2 separate regions of the Homo sapiens genome follow, and region 1 is linked to region 2. A link is a loop called in an ENCODE intact Hi-C map of the cell type or tissue named here. Cell type or tissue: HCT116. All regions are shown on one strand. Each heading gives the region's core, and the rest is flanking DNA. Links, peaks and the distances in the headings are about the cores only.

What was found. Peaks named below come from ENCODE experiments on the same cell type or tissue, not always from the same donor. Only the 100,000 strongest peaks of a DNase experiment are listed, where the experiment ranks them.
Region 1: it touches region 2 in a loop (3-fold over the local background); 3 of 110 quality-filtered maps call a loop at or near these places.

Annotation. Positions count from the first base shown.
Region 1 is chr18:57,434,785-57,440,152 of GRCh38, forward strand. ONECUT2 (one cut homeobox 2) reads left to right here and starts at 590. Exons shown (of 2, transcript NM_004852.3): 1 at 590-2,160. The coding sequence starts at 933. RefSeq lists enhancers at 1-476, 2,591-3,346, 4,103-4,858 and a silencer at 470-519. In HCT116, for the core only: a CTCF peak has its summit at 3,237; DNase peaks (open chromatin) are centred at 187, 497 and 3,217; H3K4me3 peaks cover 1,039 bases.
Region 2 is chr18:57,207,524-57,212,891 of GRCh38, forward strand. No RefSeq gene overlaps it. Among named protein-coding and RNA genes, the nearest start is that of LINC02565, 39 kb to the left of the region's middle. RefSeq lists enhancers at 2,316-3,515, 2,444-2,553. In HCT116, for the core only: no CTCF peak of the experiment used is centred there; DNase peaks (open chromatin) are centred at 2,928 and 3,291; H3K4me3 peaks cover 1,231 bases; H3K27ac peaks cover 543 bases.

The sequences.
Region 1 (5,368 bases), core at 139-5,138, 230 kb after region 2:
TACAGTTGCTCTGACCGCGTAGATTATGCATGTCCCGGCCTCGGGAATTTACCATGCATTAGAATACATTAGCGCCTGCATTTTAAAAGGCTAAACTATTGGCTCCCAGCTAGGGACTCTCGGTAAGTGGCTTGTTAGTGACGAGTGTTTGTCTATACTGGCACATAGCGGAGTCTTTTGCTCCCGGCTTACTCGCCTCCAGGAAAGCTTTGGGGTGAGGCGAAGGCGATTGAAGCAATGCCCCTTCCCCCAGATCGCAGCTGCTCAGGGGGGACACAGCACGGCATCTTTCACCGAATCTCTCTCGCTCGCTCGCACTCCAGCCTCCCTCTCCCCAGCGACCCCCCCACCTTCTCCTCCCTCCCTCTCCTTGACGTTTGATTCCAGTAGCAAAGGAGGTAAAAAAGGCACCGAGCCGTCAGCCAAACCTGAAAAGTGCGGCCCCGCCCCCTCCACAGCCACTGGTAGCTTCCCGTGGAAGGCCCGCCTCCCGGGGCAGCTGCGGCCTCGGAGTGGTTGCGCTTGGCGCCCGTCGGGCGTGGCCCCGCCCCAGGTCCGGGAGGGTAGGTTGGCTGCCCCGGCGAGCGGCAGAGCCCTTCTGGACAGCTCCCGCTCACCCAAACAGAAGACGTCGGCGCCGGAGCGGGCTCGGACATGGCGAGGCTGCGAGCCGGCCCGAGCGGCGGGGCCCGGTGATCCCTCCCTCCCTCCCCGTCCCCTCCCCTCTCCCGCACGCACGCCCCGTCCGCCCCCACCCCGCCCCCACCCCGGGCGAGCCCGCCCGCAGCCCGGGGCGCACACCCGCACGCGCACTCCTCTCCACTCACTCCCGCGCCCGCCCCCACTCCCGCAGCCGAGCCCCGCCACGCGCGCCTTGCCCGCCCGCCGGCCGCCCCCGCCGCCCCCGCCGCCCCCGGGCCCTGATGGACTGAATGAAGGCTGCCTACACCGCCTATCGATGCCTCACCAAAGACCTAGAAGGCTGCGCCATGAACCCGGAGCTGACAATGGAAAGTCTGGGCACTTTGCACGGGCCGGCCGGCGGCGGCAGTGGCGGGGGCGGCGGCGGGGGCGGCGGGGGCGGCGGCGGGGGCCCGGGCCATGAGCAGGAGCTGCTGGCCAGCCCCAGCCCCCACCACGCGGGCCGCGGCGCCGCTGGCTCGCTGCGGGGCCCTCCGCCGCCTCCAACCGCGCACCAGGAGCTGGGCACGGCGGCAGCGGCGGCAGCGGCGGCGTCGCGCTCGGCCATGGTCACCAGCATGGCCTCGATCCTGGACGGCGGCGACTACCGGCCCGAGCTCTCCATCCCGCTGCACCACGCCATGAGCATGTCCTGCGACTCGTCTCCGCCTGGCATGGGCATGAGCAACACCTACACCACGCTGACACCGCTCCAGCCGCTGCCACCCATCTCCACCGTGTCTGACAAGTTCCACCACCCTCACCCGCACCACCATCCGCACCACCACCACCACCACCACCACCAGCGCCTGTCCGGCAACGTCAGCGGCAGCTTCACCCTCATGCGCGACGAGCGCGGGCTCCCGGCCATGAACAACCTCTACAGTCCCTACAAGGAGATGCCCGGCATGAGCCAGAGCCTGTCCCCGCTGGCCGCCACGCCGCTGGGCAACGGGCTAGGCGGCCTCCACAACGCGCAGCAGAGTCTGCCCAACTACGGTCCGCCGGGCCACGACAAAATGCTCAGCCCCAACTTCGACGCGCACCACACTGCCATGCTGACCCGCGGTGAGCAACACCTGTCCCGCGGCCTGGGCACCCCACCTGCGGCCATGATGTCGCACCTGAACGGCCTGCACCACCCGGGCCACACTCAGTCTCACGGGCCGGTGCTGGCACCCAGTCGCGAGCGGCCACCCTCGTCCTCATCGGGCTCGCAGGTGGCCACGTCGGGCCAGCTGGAAGAAATCAACACCAAAGAGGTGGCCCAGCGCATCACAGCGGAGCTGAAGCGCTACAGTATCCCCCAGGCGATCTTTGCGCAGAGGGTGCTGTGCCGGTCTCAGGGGACTCTCTCCGACCTGCTCCGGAATCCAAAACCGTGGAGTAAACTCAAATCTGGCAGGGAGACCTTCCGCAGGATGTGGAAGTGGCTTCAGGAGCCCGAGTTCCAGCGCATGTCCGCCTTACGCCTGGCAGGTAAGGCCGGGGCTAGCCAGGGGCCAGGCTGCTGGGAAGAGGGCTCCGGGTCCGGTGCTTGTGGCCCAAGTCTGCGCGCCGAGTCACTTCTCTTGATTCTTTCCTTCTCTTTCCTATACACGTCCTCTTTCTTCTCGTTTTTATTTCTTCTTCCATTTTCTCTTTCTCTTCCGCTCTTCCCCTACTTTCCCTTCTCCCTTTTCTTTTTCTTTCTTACTCTCTCCTTGTCCCTGAGCTTTCATTGACCGACCCCCCCCCATTTCATTCGCCCTCCCCTCAATGTGCCAACCTTTGCCCTATTTCCGATCTTCCCAGGTACTGGGAGGCGGGATGGGGGTGTGCGTTTTCCTCTAGGAGCCCTGTCTTTCCAAGACCCACAGAAACCAGGACCTGCCCTTATTCAAAACCCCATGCACTTCAAGTCTCTTTTAGACAACACATTTCAATTTTCCGGGCTGACTAGTCTCCCTGTGCAGAGGCAGTTGAGAGGCTTTGCTCTGCAGAGGGAAAAGAGCTCTCTACTCTCCCACCCACCATATAGGCAAACTTATTTGGTCATTGGCTGAAGGCACAGCCTTGCCCCCGCGGGGAACCGGCGGCCAGGATACAACAGCGCTCCTGGAGCCCATCTCTGGCCTTGGCGTTGGCGCAGGGACTTTCTGACCGGGCTTGAGGGGCTCGGGCCAGCTCCAATGTCACTACCTACAGCGAGGGCAGGGTGTAAGGTTGAGAAGGTCACATTCACCGCTTTGGGAGGACGTGGGAGAAGAGACTGAGGTGGAAAGCGCTTTGCCTTGCTCACCGGCCGTCCTTGCCCCGGTCCCAGCGTTTGCTGGGATTTGCCAGGATTTGCCGGGGCTCCGGGAGACCCTGAGCACTCGCAGGAAGAGGTGCTGAGAAATTAAAAATTCAGGTTAGTTAATGCATCCCTGCCGCCGGCTGCAGGCTCCGCCTTTGCATTAAGCGGGCGCTGATTGTGCGCGCCTGGCGACCGCGGGGAGGACTGGCGGCCCGCGGGAGGGGACGGGTAGAGGCGCGGGTTACATTGTTCTGGAGCCGGCTCGGCTCTTTGTGCCTCCTCTAGCGGCCAAGCTGCGAGGTACAGCCCTCTATTGTTCTAGGAGCACAGAAACCTCCTGTGTGGGCGGCGGGTGCGCGAGCTAGAGGGAAAGATGCAGTAGTTACTGCGACTGGCACGCAGTTGCGCGCTTTTGTGCGCACGGACCCCGCGCGGTGTGCGTGGCGACTGCGCTGCCCCTAGGAGCAAGCCACGGGCCCAGAGGGGCAAAATGTCCAGGTCCCCCGCTGGGAAGGACACACTATACCCTATGGCAAGCCAGGGTGGGCGACTTCCCATGGATCGGGTGGAGGGGGGTATCTTTCAGGATCGGCGGGCGGTCTAGGGGAACAATTCGTGGTGGCGATGATTTGCATAGCGCGGGTCTTGGGATGCGCGCGGTTCCGAGCCAGCCTCGCACAGCTCGCTTCCGGAGCTGCGAGCTCAGGTTTCCACCCCCGATCCCCCGGGCTTTCCTCGCACCGCTGAGCCCAGCTTGTGGGGTGCACTCGACCAACGCCCGACAGGGCTGGGGAATGTGACAGGCAGCAGGTTCACCCGGGCTTGGGGAGGGGGAGTTTCCGCTTTGACAGCATTTTCCTTTGCCGTCTGCTGGTGGATTCCTATTCCCAGTCGGTAATCGCCCCGCAGTGTTGATCTAAGAAGGTAAAGAAAACTAGGTTTCCCTGCAAAGAGCCTCCCCCAAATCGGCGGACTCCGGATACTTTGAGTGGATTTAGAAATTTATGTAATCTTTCTCCTTTAGTTTATTTTTCATCCTCTCCTACAGTTTTCTCTGATTTGCTGTTGGTTCGGGGCAAGATAAAGCAGCCAGTAGAGAGCGATAATAATAGCGGCGGGAAATGAACTGGAGACTGGCTGACAGTTCTTAACATTTTGTCATAGATCCCCCCGAATGTCCCAGGCTGTCTCTGGTGGGTTTTAGTACCCGCCGGCTTCTTGGGCACCGGGGACCAGAAGGAACTTGGCAGCTGGTCTTAGGGGTACAGTTAAAGGCAGGATGACAGCTATTCTCCTGCTCATCTCAGAGCGCTGCCGCCCCCTCATGCCGGTCGCGCAAAGAACACAGCTTTTAAAAAACACGTGCCTTCTGCCCATATAGGTCTGAAAGTGATGAGGAAAGTAATGCTTCGCCTATTAGCGAGTTTCAGCTTTTAAAATGATCCCAAGCGTTGCTGAGATGAGAAAGCGTGGCATCCCGGGGGTCCTCAGCCCCACCCGCGCCCATGGTGCAAGTCTGCAGGGACAGGCCCGGGACAGCACTGCCCACGCTGCTAGATTTTCCGCAGAGGATCGCTGAAGCTGCCTTCGTGGGAGACAGAATGCCTCCTCCAGCGAGTGGAAAAGGCCTGCTGAGGACCCCGCTTTGCTCGAGCATTCAAATGTGTGTCTGTTTTATTACCCTGGGTTGAAAAGGGACAAGAGCTTTAGCCTTTTTATCTGGCCATTTTATCAGCAACTACAAGTGTGTTGAGTGGTTATTATTACATAGGAGGCTTTTCAGTTTGGGGTCAGTAGATCAGTCTCTTCAGACACTGATGCAGAAGCTGGGACTGGTAAGTAGGTATTATGTGCTCGGAGCGCTAGGGGACAGGAGCAAATGGAGAAGAAAAGCGGAGGCTTTCTCCGCCCGGAGTATCGATCGGAATCCCCGCCGGTACGCCGCAGAGGGCCCTCGCCGTTGGGCCCCGGGGGTTTAACAAGCCCAGCCGCTCCGCAGGCGGCTCGGCCGGACTCTCAGACCGGTGCCTGGAAGACACCGTCCCTGCCCCCCTCCCGCCAAACCTGCCTCTTCTCTTTCTCTCATAGGTTATAGGTTCCCTTTCTCTCTCATTTTGGCCCCGCCCCCGGGTCCTGCCAAACAGCCAAGCAGGCCGGGGTTTAGGGGGCTCAGAATGAAGAGGTCTGATTTGGCCAGCGCCGGCAAAGCTCACCCTTAGGCGAGGTCACAACAGAGGCAGGTCCTTCCTGCCCAGCCTGCCGGTGTAGTCACAGCCAAGGGTGGCACTTGAAAGGAAAAGGGAGAAAACTTCGGAGAAATTTAGATTGCCCCAACGTTAGATTTCAGAGAAATTGACTCCAAATGCACGGATTCGTTCGGAAAGGGCGGCTAAGTGGCAGGTGGTTGCA
Region 2 (5,368 bases), core at 312-5,311:
GTTTCTTCACTTCTCTTTTTTGTCAGCCTCTCTTCATGGAGAATCTAATTTTTCCACTCAGAATTTCTGATGAAGATGAAGGCAGAGAGAGGGCTGAGCATGTCATGGGGACATTGTTGTCAGCCGCCCTGATGTTGGATGTTGTGGGAATGGAGTGACTGCCTCCCAAACCATCTACCTGCTGTTGACACAATGCAAGAAGTCCAAAGGCCTTTTTCCCAGGCTGACCCAGCACCTTGTGCTGCTGAGCTTATTCAAATGACCATTGCATTAAATATCACCGTGGAGACAGTTAATGCAGTAATATTACCAGCTGGGAATATGCCTTACAGTGGAAGCCAAGGGAGGCAAGAGGAGGTAGTGCGGAAATGGTTTATGTGAAAGACGTCTTCCCTTTACACAAAAATGTCCAAAAACTATTAATTTTGGGCAGCAGCAAGGAAGAAATACATGAAAGGAAAATTGATTTCTATTTAAATGGTATGTTTTCATCACCTTTCTTCAGAGCCTAAGCATTCATCTTTGAGTACCTGTGCTAATTGATTTTGAATGCAATTCAACGCGATCGCTGCACAATAATAAATCTCAGGGCAAAGAGGATAAAGGAGGGAACTTGAGCCAAACAGGAAGTGGTGTGACACGTGGCATCTAAAAGGTGTGTCTGTGTCATCCTGGGGTGAGCTCAGGAGCAGTACTGATGGGAGGCGGGATAGTCTAGGCAGCAGGAGCTGCTTGTTTGTATAACAACCTTGAACTTGAACTCTTCCAGCTGATCCAGGGAGTGTCAACTGCTGGGCCACCGCCTGGGGCTCAGGCGACCTGTCCCCAGGCATGCTGTGGTCCTCTCTGAAGGAGGAAGGCACTCTTGTGGCTACTCTTCCATTCTTCCTTGTAGTACCTGTTGCCTTCTTTCTTTTCCAGCTGCCCCCCCACCACTGCCCACAGCCCTGGTCTTCCTGGCAAGCCTCTTTCTTATTACCCATTCTCCCTAAAGTTCATGCCCATTCCTCCATGGGCTGTCACTTTGGAAGGCAAGTGGCTGAGCTGTTCCCTGGAAGATATAACAGAACCATGCTAGAGACCCTGAACTCTACCAGTGATGGAGGAATGAATCTCAAAATAAGAGTCCAGGCTCCATGGCTGGCACATGGGGCAAGTAGAACCTTTGGGATTCATTTGGGTAACCCCCTAAGGGTGCCTGACCACCTCTGCAAGGGCCATGCCATTGTTCATCCCCAGGAGAGGTGAGGCAGGAAGGGGTTGGCAGGAGGGTGAGGGTGCAAGATTGGATAGGAAGAAAAGGAGTCTACGAGGGCTCTTTGCTACTCAGTGGCCATGTGACAGTTTTAATGTTTCTTTCTTGAGCAGAAATATAGCAGATAAAAAAAGAACCACAAATCTGTCAAAATGCCCTGTGCAAAGAAGCTGAACAATCACAAAAAAGTGTTGTGCCCATTCCTGAAAATATTTTCACCACGTGGTGAAAATAATTCATGGGAACTTGGTCCAATCTCCATGCATCGGGTCAGCAGGTGACTCAACTCAGAAGGAAAGAGCAGATGGTGTGGTGAGTGTGCAGGAGCCCGAGAAAAGCTGAGATTTGGAGACCAGTGGTGGTCTGGTGGGCTTGTGCAGTAGTTAGCCATACTGTTTGTACAGGACCAGCTCCAATTCGCAACAGGATCAAATCTTTATACCGACCCACTTGGCATTCCTGGAAGTTTGATGTGGCAGGGCTACTCTTGAGCAGGACTGAACCGTCTCCAAGCGTTTTTCTCTAAATGATTGAGATCAGGAGTTTATTTCTGAGAATGAACAGTCCTATCCAAGATGTATCTACTTAACCCAGAAGCAACATGTATATGAGATCAAAATACAAAGCCATTGCAGTCAGTTTGGGCATGAAGGCAGTTAATCCAAATTTCCAATGCACAGACAAATCATCCCAAGACAGACTGAATTATTCATGGACTTAATGGTTTATGTTTTGTACAGATATCACTTTATTTTTTATGGTAAGAAGTTTAGTTGCCATGTAAGTATATTGAAAATTAAAATAATTATTTCTGTTTACACGACATGAAATGAACTGGACCCTCATGTCCTACATCTCTCCCCATTGCTATCTCTTTCATTCATTCATTTATTTACAGTCTCTATCCTCTTGCAGTTTACCACTTGGTGGGGGAAAGCAAGCATTAAGCAGATAAGCATTTCTTCCTGTGTTGTGGGGCTACGATAAGAGAGATTTAAAGCAAAAAGGCCTGGCCCCTGGCACAGCCGAGTCAAGCTTTCATTTTCCCCCAGCTTGCCAAGATGCGGTCTCTGTTTCTGTCTCCCCACCTGCCAACCGCCCAGGTGGCCCATTGATTTCTGACATGCCGTGATGTAAAATGGCACATCGTGGTATCATTAGGTGCAATGCTGACAAAGGTAAAAGAAAACCCCTTCTGGCTCATGCTGAGAGTTCCTTCTCTCACACCCACCGCTCACTGTAGCCAGTTCCTGAATTGCATTTACAGCCGGGAGGATGCGGCAGCAAAGACACCCCACGGAGGGAGGAAGAGAAATGAAATTTCTCTCGGACCCATTGATCTCTCCTCTGAGCAATTTACTAGTCGGGGAGGTGGAGAAGCGGCAGGAGAAGCGCTTAGGGCTGCTCTTTATCTCACTTCTGAGGGCTGGGGACATCCCTAAGTGAATCTGCAACTCACTGAGGCCACACTCCCTGCTGACAGTCCCTTGGTGACAAACCCCTGACTTTGCAGGACCAAAACCAAGAAAACAGAGGTAGGCAATAATTTGGAATAGGAAAGAGCGGGCATTAACAAGCTAGACCTTAAGACATCCCTTAGGTGATTAAGGGGCTAAGCTGGCAGGATGTGTGCAGGTCCCCCTTCTGAAAGCTGTGCGGGAGCTGGGACTGCTCAGTCAGCTCCGCCTCCAGCTCAGGGAAAAATGCACAATGACTCATCTTCCTCCTAGCCAGGACCAGCAGGCGCCGAGGGAGTGTCTGCAAGCCTTTCCTCCGCACTGGGCAAAGTGTAGCTTCTCATGATGAAGAAAATCAACCTTCTTTGTGCCAAGAGCGAGTCCTGTGACATTCTTTTGCCCCAGGGTCTGTACTATGAGGGGAGTCCTGAACCCTGAGTTCAGAATTTTATCCTGCCTACAATCCTATGCGAAAATCTTCAGCCTTGGTATTTAGCATTCCATAAAATACCAAACCTGAGAGGGAATTTGGGGGTTTTCCCATGATTACCTGAGGGCAGGGCAGACACTGCACAAAGTGTCACTGAGTTCAATAGACTTCTGTGAGTGATCAGGACTAGATATCACAGAGTGAAAGAGAGGACTTTGACCTTTGACTTTTCCTTGGGTACTCCACCCCAATCTCAGTGCCTTCCCCTCCTCACTCTTCCCTGGCCTGTGCAAAGGCTCCAGGCTTTTTCTGTGGTTTCCACCACACCCTCCTGGAGCCTGATCTTGGATTTCTCACTTGCAACCCACCAGGCAACCGTGTAAGGGAAAATCAGCAGTTTCACTGCAGTCTGAGCTGGCACAAAATACAGGTCACAAAGACCCTGCTAATAAAACAGGATGTGGTAAAGATGCTGGCCAAAGCCCACCAAAACCAAGATGGTGATGAAAGTGACCTCTGGTCACCCTCACTGCCAACCTCCTATCTTATCCTGTGACTTAGAATGCCTAATCTCCTGGGAATGCAGTCCAGTAGGTCTCAGCCTTATTTCACCCAGCCCCTATACAAGATGGAGTCACACTGGTTCAAAATGCTTCTGACACAATTAGTATCTTTTTTCTTTAGTGCAATCATATCTTCAATATAATCAAATTCAGTTACTTCAACAGATGTTCACTGGGCATCTATTATATGCTAGACTGTGGGATGACAGCCATAAACGAGCTGACCTAGTCCTTGCCCTCATGGAACAATTGGTATAGAAGATGAAAGGAGATATGGACAAGGAAACAGAACATTCTAATGCAGTATGATAAAGGTGTTGGCATGGGAAGCTGAAAATGCAGAAGGACTTCCGAGCTCCTGAGAGAGGCCAGTGAGCAAGAAGTGATGTCCAAGCTAAAACCAATAAAATGAGCTGGAGTTAGTTAGCAGGCAGAGGAGATAGGGGAGAAAGGAAGGCGCTGCAGGAAGAAGGAAGAACATGTGCAAAGGATCAGAGGCTGGGCATAGGATGAGGAACTGCAGAAAGTTTAGGATGGCTGGAGCTTGGATGATGGATGATGGGGGAAACAGGGAAAGATGAGGCTGGATAAATCAGAAGGGTGCAAAAACAAAGGGTGTTGCAAGCCTGACAGAGGGTTGGGCTTCATCTCTCTTAAGCACACAGAGAAACCAGTGGGAAGTTTTATAATAAGGGAGTGATAGACTCACAGCACAGTTTGAGAAAGATCTTTCTTGTTGCAATAGGGAGGTGGAGTTAGCAGTGGGTGGACAAGCAGGGAGATCTGTCTGAAAGCTCCTGCAAAGCTCCCACCAGGGAGCATCAGAGGGAATGAAGAAAAGAAGGGCCATGGAAAAGCGATTGAGAAGGAAAGTTGATGTTCTCACTGAGACCTGAAATAGGGAACCCAAGAAAAGAGAATCTGTAGTGAGACAAAGTCTTTCAGTTTTAAGGCTGGATGCTGAAGTACCATGCTCCTTCATCATGCCAGGCACAGAGGAGATTTCACAGACACCAAGCTCCTTGTTGTTGGGTGATGTGTCTTGTTCTCTAAGCACCTGGCACACAATAGGTGGTGAAAAGTGGTTTTAGATGTATTCATGAATGAATGCATTAATAAATAAATTTAACACAAGAGTCTCTAACTTCAAAGTTCTTACAGTCTTATCGTAAGACAAGATTATCCTACATCAAACAATTAAAGAACTGCACAAGATAGAACGTAATTAAGTTCTAAATCATCTAGTTTAGGTTATAAGTGCTGGAGTTTCAGAGAAGGGAAAGATCAATGTGGGCTGGAGGAGTTAAGAATGGCTTAAATATAATTCCCTGACATTACAGTACCGTGGAAACAACAGTGCTGGGCTTAAAATGAAGAGATGAAAGCCAACACATTGAGCCTTATTTACCCAGTGTCGTGCAGCAGACCACCATGATTTTGGGGGACTGAATTAGTAACGTTGGCCTTAGGGGTTAATGCTGTTCAGGTGGACTTATTTGTGTACAATTAATAATGGGTTCTGACATAATTAATTCTCATCATATTCTTTTTGTAATGATTTTTTCTATCAGCATGAACATTCACGGAACGTAAATTGAACCATTTTAAAGTATACAATTTGGTGGCATTTAGTACATTTATATTGTTGCGCAACTAACACATT